3 separate regions of the Homo sapiens genome follow, and regions 1 and 2 are each linked to region 3. Evidence: chromatin contacts called from ENCODE Hi-C data. All regions are on one chromosome and are shown on one strand. The core of a region is the stretch at or near the end of the contact, and the rest is flanking DNA. Distances in the headings are between cores, read along the strand shown. Region 1 overlaps CDK14 (cyclin dependent kinase 14). Region 2 overlaps CDK14 (cyclin dependent kinase 14). Region 3 has its middle 250 kb from the start of LINC02932.

Region 1 (3,842 bases), core at 683-3,182, 390 kb before region 3:
ACAATGTGGAATGATTAAATCAAGCTAATTGACATATCCATCACCTCACTTACTTACCGTTTTTTGCATTGGAAATTTGAAATTTACTCTTACTTTGAAATACATAATACAGTATTATTGACTGTAGTCACCCTACTTGTGCAGTAGATCTCAAAACTTATTTCTCTTGTCCAGTTGAAACTTTATACCCTTTGACCAACAACTTCCTTTCCTCCCTCACCCTACCCCACTCCCAGCTGCTGGTAATATTCAGAATTATTAAGGAATAAGATGATCCATATGAAAAAAATTCTGGAAAAATTGAGTTTGTAACATTAGTTTTACAAATTAATTGTTATTATAACCATTTAGGCTAAGAAGATAGGTAGGCAATTGATTAAGGCTTTAGGGTCCAAGGCATGGGCTCAAGTTTTGCAATAACACCTACTAGTTGTGTGGTCATATTGGATTCATATTGCCTAAGACATAGTGGCCTCATTTTGAAATTATGAGTTGGATTTAAAACATCCACCTCGTAAGGAAACTATAAGGATAGATGCTTGACAGGGCACGTAGCATACAATATTACTTACATAGCAGAACGTTGGCAACACACTAAATGTCCAATAATAAGTGAATGGTTGAATAAATTACGGTATAGCTATATGATGTTCATTAGTTAACAAACCATTCTACCACTGATGAACAAGTGATTACAATCAGCTGAGATCCAAAACTATGAGGAAGTCTTAATTTTGTTGAGTGGAAATAATAATTACAATAATTAATATTTATATAGTGCCTATATGCCAGGCCCTATTAAAGTCCTGTACGTGTTACTCATTAAATCCTTACAACAACCCGAAGAGAGAGCTACTATCGTCAGCCCCATTTACCACATGAGGCTACCATGGCAAAGTAAAGATTAAGAAACATGTCCAGCTAGTAAGTGATCAGGCCAGAGTCAGGGTAAAGGAATTGGGGGATTTGTGTGTAGTTAGGAAGTAAGGAGGATGAAAGATGGCTCCTCCAGGTCTCATCAAGCTTTGTGATTTCCTAGACAAATGCAGGAAGATTTGGCTATGTTGCAGATGAATAAAACACACCATTATTACATTGTTGGCATAATAGCAGCTGGCCCGAAATACAAATGGAAACTGTCATACTCAGAGTGGAAAGCCCTTCCAGTGTCCAGACTGGCAGCAGATGATTCTGCACTCCCAATATCCAGTTGTAGACTGTTTTCTGCCTGCCTGCTCTACACTGCCTGCCTTTATTGAACACAAACTGTGACGTACTGAAGAAATCCAAGATAAATTTGTAAAACATCATGTCAGTCCCTTTCTAGTCCCAGTATCCCCTGGTGATCCAAGGTTGGGGTCTAAAAAATAGAACAGAAAAAAGAAGAGGAAACAGACACTAACTTGCCACAGATACACATAGAGTGAAGGAGATATTTTTGTTTAAAAGACTGACAGCTGAGAAACAGTTATTTGATCCCTGCTGCTTGAGGGACAGTAGGGAAAGAAAGGTATTTTTGTGATCGCTCTTCAGCGTTCCCTATGCGGCCTGGTTCATACAGTCACAACAAAAACCCACGCTCTAATAGTACATTGCAACCAACCACAGATATGTTGCAAGCATTATGCACAGTAGTAACTAACATTCAGTTTCCTTTTGATTACTTCCAGGCCTGTGACATTTAGATTGTTGCACATTTCTTCCAACCTCAGAGCATTCAGAGTCAACAGCGTACATCTAATAATCATGTGCTGACATAGAAACTGTAAGGAGTTTGTGCCATTTATCTGTCTTTCATCACACTAAGGGTAACAGAGCAAATGAGCACCGTGTTAGGAGTCCAAATACATGAGTTTTGGGCTAAACCTTGTCACTAACTAGCTGTGGCCTTGAGCATGCCATTTAATCTCCGTGGGGCCTCTGGTTCCCTTTTGTGGAATGAGGAGAGAGTTTTGGGTCTCCAGGACTCCTTTCAACTCCAGTGTTCTGTACTAAGTCATCAGTGAGTTCTGGCTAGTAATAGTTTCAAAAGGTAATAGTGCTCATCACATTCCACCGAGTAAAATCATAGAGCAGAAACACCAAGAAAGTGGACATCCCAGCTGCTTTTAACGTTTACTCATCAACAGGGCTTGGCTCAAATAGTTCTGAAAGTAATCCATGCATAACATTTCTGAAAGGGGAAGTAAGAATGTCATCTTGCATTTGAACATTTTAAATGTCAAACCCTCTGCATTGTTAGTATTTATAAAGTTATCTCTATGGCATTATCACTATCAAAGTAATCAATCATAGATTTATTGAGAAATATAAACATCAATGTTTTTTATCTCACCTAAGTATTTTCTGTGCTAAATTTTATTCTGTTGCAGCATACTTGACAATTAGTGATTTGTAGGCTTGGTTAGCACATGCATACTTTTTAAGCAAACTAATGTAATGTGAGAGAACAGTTTTCAGTATTTCCCTCTATTGGTATTTGTGGGTGCCCTTCAAACTACTACACCAAGCTACACAAACCAACTATCACAAATGGACTGTTTGCCAAATGCCTGCTTCCCTAGTAAGGAGGCAACGTGTTACTGACACCCTTATGTGTAGAAGGTCTTATGTAGAGAGACTTATGAAATGCATATCTGGATTCCTATATTTTTTCACTGAAGTCTAACAAATTCATGTAGTCAAATCTTAGGAAAGGAAGTGTGTTTGGTAGTTTGAGCCTGCTGTCTTTACAGGCTCAGTGTGTCTTCTGTGAAAGACCAAATATCATCCCAGTGGACCTGACCTAGTTGAACATAAATACACCATTGAGGAGCTACTGGCTTCAGAATTAATAAAATGTATAAATAAATAGGATGGCCTTGTGAAGAGGCTAAACTTGAAGTGCCTATTAATTAATTTTTTAAAAAGAAAAACAGCAGCTTATAGCTACTCTACTGATACATTAATCTATGAAATGAAATTGTATCATAGAAAGCATTCAGATTATTTATATTATTCGTATTTTATAAGATTTTTAAATGTGTTTAACCTAGAAGGGATCATAATGCAGAGCCTTATGCTTTTCATAAGATACTGATAGAGTGTAGAGGCATCCGAGTAATTTGGCATTTTCGCTTTTTATTCATAAGGCCCCTGAGTATGTGTGAATGTGTTTGTAAATATATCTCAATTTCAGTTTTTGTCATTCAGAGAATATACAACAGTTCTTCTGACTAGTCCCAACAACACAACCCAATGTGTGTCTGAATTGATCACTATTTTAAAATCTAGAGAGCTGGGCAGTCTCTGTGCTCTTGGGCCTGCAGGTGAAGCTCATTAAAGAATCAATCACCAGTGAGGGCAACCGCCCAGGCCCTCACTTCATTTGATAATATTATCCAGAAAAGAGGAATATTTTTCAGTTCTTTCTCACCTAGGCAGAATTTTGAGAAGTAACCATGAAAGATGAGACTGAGAGTTATAATTGGGCCTTTAGTATAGACAAATTGTACTGTGTCGTTTTAGTTTTTATTTTAAATCCCCCTAAAAGGTCACTGGATACAAAGACAATCTCTGAGTTTATTGAAGGGAAAGCCACAAAGCTGTTATATACAGCTCTATCTATGCCTATTTGTATTTCACAGTCTTTTGTCACCGAACAACACACAGACAAAATGGAATTCAATCTCAGAATTTCTTTACTGTCTTCTAAAGATTTTCTTCATGGACTTGTTTCCAACCAACGTTGAAAAATAGTTCTAATTTTTTAAAAAAGGAGAAACAAAGGGCTCTCCACATTTGCCTTATTATATGACGTCTTTTCTGCACTCACAGTAGCAAATGTTAGAAGTACATTTCAA
Region 2 (3,875 bases), core at 769-3,268, 470 kb before region 3:
ACTTGAATAGGCACAGGTTAACCTTTTCCTGCTTGTTCCCACACATGTTATGGTTCTGCTTATCCTCTCTTAGTTAAGTAAAACTGGATTTCTCCTAAGAACTTATAAAAATTGGTATTCTAAATTGTGTAGTAAATACAGAGACATTTAAACAAAGGTACCTTTCTGGAAACACAAAAATAGAGAAGAAAAATCTTACCTGCTACAATTGAATGTACCAGCAGAGTCTCCAACCTGAATTTAAAAGATTTAGAAATGTTTCCTAACTTTGTGTTCTTGAACTTTCCTTGAGTATTTTATCTGACTTGATGTTTAACTTCCAAGACATATTTTAAAGGTGACTTGCTAGATAGTTGAGTTACATATGCATAAAACATAATGTATTTAAAATAATATTCGGAGGAATAACGTAACTTTCACTCTGTATTTATGTTGGTGGTGCTCTATTGTATTTTTCTTGTCATTATAGCTGATGTGTACCATTAAGATTTAAGTCAGAGAATTCGCAACAAACTGAAAGACCCTGTTTTCCATTCTCCCTAATGTTCTAAGTCGATCTAAAATTTTCTAACATAATAATATATTGCAAAGTAAGCTAGAGTTGTAAATGTCTTTCCCTGTTTAAAAATGTGAGAGGAAGGTAAGAACACTGTTATTTCACTAGGAGGAGCAGTTGAGTTGAGTGAGTTCTTAAATCATCTTTCCCCACTTTCACTTTTTTTTTTCATTGTTGATCATTTTTGTTATAATTCTATTTACTTCAAAGTAACAATTTTAATTTATTTAGTGCCTGGAGACTTCTTCTTGTAATATTTTCAAAGAAATTATTCTATACATCACTATTAAATGTTTGAGGGATGGGTTTATTGGATGGATAAACTCTAAAGCAGACACTAAAGCAGACCTTTTGGAATTCCAGTCTTATAACTCAAAGGGTGAGCTGCAGCTGTCCACTGCCCAGCTCTATGGATTTGAGTTCAGCATTAGAACACTGCATGAGGTGTAGTTCTTCACCACATGCCATACCCTTGAAAATGTACTGTTTTCAATATGCAGACAGTCCAATCCAAGCAGGTCTCTTGTCCTGACCCTGCACTGCCATACATAGTATTGTTTGGAGGCCCCCAAAGGCTCACCTGCTTGCTTGGAAGTTGCAGTTCATAGCAATTTCTGGAGACATTTGTTTTCATAAGAATGAATCATTAGTTCAGTTACTAAAAGCATTATGTGGATATGATGTTTATCAAAACCCCCTAAACCCCTTGCCATCTAATAGAAAGCAGCTCTTCTAGGAAATTGCAGATAGGATTCTTGAAAGGAAAAAGAGGAGGACCTAAAATAGGAGATGCTTTCCAGGCCCTGGTGGGAGTCCTAGAGAGCCTTGGAAAAGACAATAAAGATCTGTCCAAAGATTCAGGTTGCAAGCAGGTGCCAGGAGGACAAAGAGAAAACTATCTGAGTGGAAGATGGTAAATTTGCCAAAGGCCTAGCCCTGATCACTAGCAGTGGCAACAGCATAAATGTGAAAGCATATGAAACGGACATAGTCAAAGGCCTGACATGCAACTCATCTCCACAGATATAGTTGTGATGGAACTAACAGTTAGCCTTTTGCAATGTACATTGTCACATCCCCACATATGCTTATGGCAGTCTTTTGAGGTAGGGCAGATATTATCATCTTGATTGTATAGCCTAAAATTAAAAACAGGCTTATGAGATCAAATGATCAGCACAATTGAAAATAACAACTAGGAATATATGTACTCCAGTGAATCTTATGAAGGGAATATTATCCATTTTAAAACCCCATATTCATGGGAGCTTATCAATATCTAATTTTATTTTGTTCTCGCCGCAGCCATGGGTGGGGATATCTCTTCTGGGACCTGATGTCATTCCCCATCTAGATTTCATGCAGCCAGGAGAGCTGGGACAGAACAGAAGCCTGACTTCCTCTGTCCTGGGGAAAACAGTGTTTGCAGCTGGCTGACTGCCCACACCACCAACTTGGGCCTCTCCTGCCCACTGCTGGGTAATGCACCATGGGAAAAAGGCTGGCTTTGTGACAGTCTAAGTGCCAGAGATGACAGGCCTGCCTGCTACCCACTCACACCCTACCAGTGAGGTTTGTCACCTCTTCCACACAGCTCCCACTGCCCCCAAGAGGTTAAGCCCTGTCATTTTGTGTCATTGCCAGATTTCTTATCCATGTCTCTTTTTTTGTAGCAAAGAATTCAGTGTCATTAATAACCCCTGGTGATGGCCAAGGGCAGGCCCCATGCTATTTGTTATCTGTTGGACACGCGTTTTTTGATCCCCTTCTGATAGACAGAAAATACCCATCTTCTCTCTTACTAATTGGCAGTATGTGCCAGGCTTGGGAGTTGGCAACAGCCATTGCTTTTCATCCTTTCAGATTACGTGTTGGACTCCTCATCCAAAAGTGCACGCTTACGATGCGGCTAATACCTTCCTCCTGCCATCCAGCTCATTAAGGAATAAAACCCAACCCTACTTCTGAAGTGGCACAGAGCTTCTAGAGGCAGCTGGGCTGCTCATTTCCCTGAAAGGAGGAGATGGAATTAGGCTTTCTCGAAGTCTTCTCCAAACAGATTCTAGAAGCATAAACTGTAGGAGTTCCTCTGTTCTCCCAAATATGCCATGGGTGTTTGTATTCTGCGACTGCCATAACAAATTACCACACATTTATTGGTGTAGAATAGTACAAACATGTTACCTTACAGTACTGTCAGGCAGAAGTCTGGAAGAGCTGAGCTGATTTCTTTTCTCTGGGTCTCACAAGGCCAAAATCAAGATGTTGACCAACTTGGGGTTTTATCTAGAGGCTTTCGGGGAGAATTTACTCCCATGCTCATGCAGGTTGTTGGCAGAATTCAGTTCCTTGGGGGGTATGGCTGAGGTCTCACTTCCTTGCTCGCTGTCTCCACCCGCTCAACGCCTCCTGCATGCTTCATCACATAGCCACCTTCTCCATCAAACAAGCTTCTGATCTCTCTGACTTCCTGTCTGCCCCATTTCCTCTGCCTCCAGCAGGAGAAAGTTCTCTGCTTCTGAAGGTTCATGTAATTAGATTGGGCCCACCTGGTTAATCCAGGTTACTCTCTCTGTACAGTCCCTTTTGCTGTGAAAAGTTACCTGTTCACCAGCTTCAGGGGTTAACAGGTGGACATCTTTGGGGGCCATTTTGCTTATCAGAAGTGGGTACTAGAGTTTCCCATTCAATCCGGAGTCATGGAGTGAAGCAGAGCACAGGGGAGCAAATCCAGTCCTAGCCAGGTCAGACACCGTCTATTTTGCCTGGTCTCTGACCCATCAGGTAACAGGCATAGGCTTCTGACTTCAAGTTGCCTGGTTCACAACTGGTATCTTTAAAATTATGTATAAGGAAGAAATCAGTTTTTATCTCTAGCACAGAGGAAAAAGAGATTATGCTCAAGAAGGCCGCTGGCCTCTGAGGTAACTGAAAGTTTGGCCCGACATTTCTAGGTCTGTGCTGACAAATGCAGTAGCCATTAGGCCTCTGTGGTTCCAGGGCACTTAAAATGTGACTACTGTGATTTAGGAACTGAATTTTTTTACTATATTTAAATGTAATTAACAAGAGTTAAGGGCCACATGTGGTTGGTTGCTGCCATATTGGGTGACACAATTCTAGATCATTTAAATGCTCGTCAGTGTAATACAAATGTGGATGTCTGCTGCTTTGGAAACACTACACTAAAGAGTCATTGCATTTTGCACTCAAGTGTCCAGAGATCTTGCTTTTTATTTTTGCTTCTCACCCCTATCTTTTATTTGTAAACACCCTGAGTATAATAGCTCTGGAGTACCCAATAAGCATAATAAATCTG
Region 3 (3,455 bases), core at 946-3,445:
TTTTGTACTTTTTTTTTTTTTTTTAGTAGAGACAGGGTTTCACCACATTGGCCAGACCGGTCTCGAACTCCTAACCTCAGGTCATCTACCCGCCTCAGCCTCCCAAAGTGCTGGGGTTGCAGGTGTGAGCCACTGCACTCAGAACTCTTTTATAAGGAAAAATGGCAGTATATAGGGACAAGCGGTACCTCCTGAAGAAAGCTAAAAGGAATCTAAGGCTTATGAGGCCACCCTTCAAAAAAGTAAAACTGCACACACTTTCAACGGTTCTTTAAAGTGTTATCACTTACCGCTCTACAGAGAAACAATGTTCTACAGAACACCAGGCTTACAGCTTGATTTTTCTAGAATTCACACTTGTGTACAGCAGTTTTTGTGCTCAAAATTTTTCCTTTTGTGTCCTCTTGTTGACTCTCACAACAGCCCTTGGCACGAGGAAAATAGAAACATCCCCATTTCATTGATAATATCATTGAGGCTCAGGCAAAGTTAAACAGTTTGTCCAAGGTCACACAATCACGTAGTAATGGAGCATATATTTTGGTTTATGCACAGCTTACGGGGCTCTGCCACACTGCTACCAAGGGTAACAGAGCTGGGAGCTGATGGATGTGAGAAGAGGACTAGCCATGAACCAGAGTGTAGACTGACCTGCCAGTGGCCGTTTCTGAAGCACATACTTCTAATCCAGCCCAAACTTTGATTCATATCCCTAGTTGTCATTTTTGCACAAAAAGAAATGAACCCAAAAAGTATCTCCTTTTATATTGCTTATAAAAATGTCCCTTTTACAGGCCTTCATCTCCTTTCTTCATAGGGTCATGCTCTTTCCATAGTAAGCAGCTGCAGTCCCTTGGTGTCTTGTCAGTATCTGAGGCTGACCTTCCCCAGGAAAGTTTCAGGATCTGTCAGCCTTTGTCTAAACTCCAACGGTGTGTCAAGGTGAGAGGAGGGGGCAAGGGCTGAAGCAGAGATCTGTGTTCTGCTCTGGGTTGTGGAACTCCAGGCTCCTTGTCCTCTCCCAGGCCCAGAGACAAGCCCCTCTGACTCAGTTTATCTGCTGTGAAGCAGTGCACAGAACTACGTCCTACCTGAGGTCACCTGTGAGAACAGTCAGCAGAGATTGTTCTGCCACCTGTGGACAGCAAGTGAGCTCAAGGTTGGAAACTGGCCCCAGCATGCCTAAGGCCATGAAAACGTCTTTGCTTAATCTCTTGAAGAAAAAAGGTTAAATTCCTCCGGCCACTTTTTTCCTGTAAGTGGAAAAACTTGCTCAATCTGTGAGCCCGTGGTTGACAATTGTATAATTGTGGAACTGAATAGATGGCAGTAGATGTTCCTCTGGTTTTCAACACCTTTCAGTGCCATACTCAGGAGAGGAAAGTGCCATTCACTATTATCTTTCAACCCCTCCTGCCTCTTGCCCAGAATGGGGGAAGAAAATTCATGCTGGATTCTTCCTTCACACAGAGATGAAATGGTCTGATAGTATAGACAGGGCTGCATTCCAAGTCCTTCTGAGGCCATTTAGACGCGTTTCATCATTGCGACTGTTGTTTTAGGTCTCATTTGCTCACATCTCAGCCCCACCAACAAGCCTAGGCCTGCCCCATTTCTTTCCCTCTGAAGCTTTTTCCCCACAACAAGCCAGGGAACTCCTCACCTCCCCTTACACACTAAGGAACTAATGAAAGAACATGTCCTAACTCAGTAAGCAGCAGGCTTGGTGTTTCTCGTTTTTCCTTGGCATTCATACTGTCATCCCCAAATAAGATTTATCCATAAATATTTTATTTCTTCCTAACTCCACTGGAATATTTAGTTCATTTTTATATCTCATTTCCTATCTGGCACAAATTTTTTCTTATTGGTACATATCCCTTTTATGTGGTCCTTGCATCTATTTTTCAAAGTTGCCCTCCTCCCCACCCACCCCCAAAAAGAAACAATGTTTCTGTTAAACATTGTTTAACAGAAATTTCTGGGGCAGTATGTCAGCTGGCTTTTAGTTTTTGTTGTTTACTGTCTTCTCTAGATCATCCCAAGTGCACTTTCACAATGACTCTAACTCTCAGAAGACCTGGCTGAAACGTCAACTTCTAAATGAAATTAGTTCTTCTAAATGGTAATACATTCTCCAGCTCGCCCTGTGAGAGGCTTCCTTGGCAGGATCCCACGCAGGAGAGAACACCAATGAAGACAAGTCAGCACCATGACGACCTCCACAAAGACAATGGCGCTCTGATTCACGCCTGAAATATTTGTTGTTGATGGTGCAAATAAATGGTAAGACTTCTGAAAATGACTTTTCAGAAGATTGACTCATAAGTAGCTGAGTCAATCACCTGGGTAACTGGGCAAACAGACAGTCAAGGAAAAAAAGAAATTTAAACGTAAACCAGTGCCACCATCATGCCAATGGGTGGCAAAGAGCCTGAAGCAGTCGTAAAATAAAAATGTTGAATGGCTTTAAGAGAAAAAAAACAACATGCAAGGAGGGAACCATAACCTTAGGGCTTGGAGAAGAAGTTCCTTTAGCCTGTCCTGCTCTGATCCCGAATGTCTCGAAGTGATTCCTGAGCTTTTATTCAGATTATTTGTTATGTACCAGTTGAAACAAGGTGGGAACCAACCCAATCCATCTCACAAACCCACATCAGCCTTAGTCTTTCATGAGGTGTGGATTGTGCTAGTTCACTGTCCCAGAGGAAGACAGCTGGAGGCGAATGAATTCAGGATACTCTTCTTTTTGTCTTAAAGTCTCTCAAGCTTCGAGACAATTAAAATCCGACCTGGGGAAGCTTATTAAGGAGACGATGTTCTTGTACATTTCTAATCCCTACCACTCTACCATATATTCTGCTTGTGGCTAAATATTTTGTGATATTAATTACTTTTTTTTCCTCCACTTTTTTTCTGACTACCCCCTGCCCCATTTAAGTAGACTCCGCGTTGCTTTGCCCCAGGGGAAGTTCATTTTATAATCAGAAAGTAGAAAGTCTCAGGGCTTCCTGGCTTTGCTTTCCAAAAGCCTAAACTTTTAGAACGCAGTGAGTTCACTGGAGAGGGAAGAAGGAAGAGAAGGAAGTTTATAGGCAGAAGCAGAGTAGCTTTGGAGAAGCCTAGGAAGATACCAGAATAAAACTGATTTTTCCATGTCTAGAGGTAAGAAATCAGGGAACAGAGCAGTTGTCTGATTCCAGGGGGACAAAAACTTGGATCAGCTCTCAGGCAGCACCACAGGGAGGGGTGCAGAGAGGCGTGATCATGAGATCGATCTAAGAGTAGGCACAGTCTCTGATATTCCTTACCCATCTCTGCTCATGGACTGAATTTCAAATCTTCTCTTCCTGTGGTGACCTCATTAGACTTACTAAGAATTTTCACACAGCACAGGTGCTATGTGGATAGATTTCAGTGGCAAAATTGAGATCAGCAGAGAAAAAAAACCCTTT

What was found. A loop is a pair of places that touch in the nucleus more often than their neighbours do. Pooled maps may share reads with other maps.
Region 1: a map with no recorded cell type shows a loop between it and region 3 (6-fold over the local background). The contact joins two enhancer-like sites. A Hi-C loop is called at or near these places in 3 of 37 single-sample maps with no recorded cell type and 2 of 50 pooled maps.
Region 2: a map with no recorded cell type shows a loop between it and region 3 (2.8-fold over the local background). The contact joins two enhancer-like sites. A Hi-C loop is called at or near these places in 1 of 168 maps with a recorded cell type or tissue (IMR-90), 4 of 37 single-sample maps with no recorded cell type and 2 of 50 pooled maps.

The regions. Positions count from the first base shown.
Region 1 is chr7:91,163,544-91,167,385 of GRCh38, forward strand. The region is part of intron 14 of CDK14 (cyclin dependent kinase 14); the gene reads left to right. Among named protein-coding and RNA genes, the nearest start is that of FZD1, 99 kb to the right of the region's middle. Within about 2 kb of position 1,933, at least 4 of the 41 ENCODE cell types and tissues checked have a DNase peak (open chromatin) inside an H3K27ac peak, as active enhancers do.
Region 2 is chr7:91,082,391-91,086,265 of GRCh38, forward strand. The region is part of intron 12 of CDK14 (cyclin dependent kinase 14); the gene reads left to right. Among named protein-coding and RNA genes, the nearest start is that of FZD1, 180 kb to the right of the region's middle. Within about 2 kb of position 2,019, at least 7 of the 41 ENCODE cell types and tissues checked have a DNase peak (open chromatin) inside an H3K27ac peak, as active enhancers do.
Region 3 is chr7:91,555,941-91,559,395 of GRCh38, forward strand. No RefSeq gene overlaps it. Among named protein-coding and RNA genes, the nearest start is that of LINC02932, 250 kb to the left of the region's middle. RefSeq lists enhancers at 1,636-2,835, 2,310-2,359. Within about 2 kb of position 2,196, at least 5 of the 41 ENCODE cell types and tissues checked have a DNase peak (open chromatin) inside an H3K27ac peak, as active enhancers do.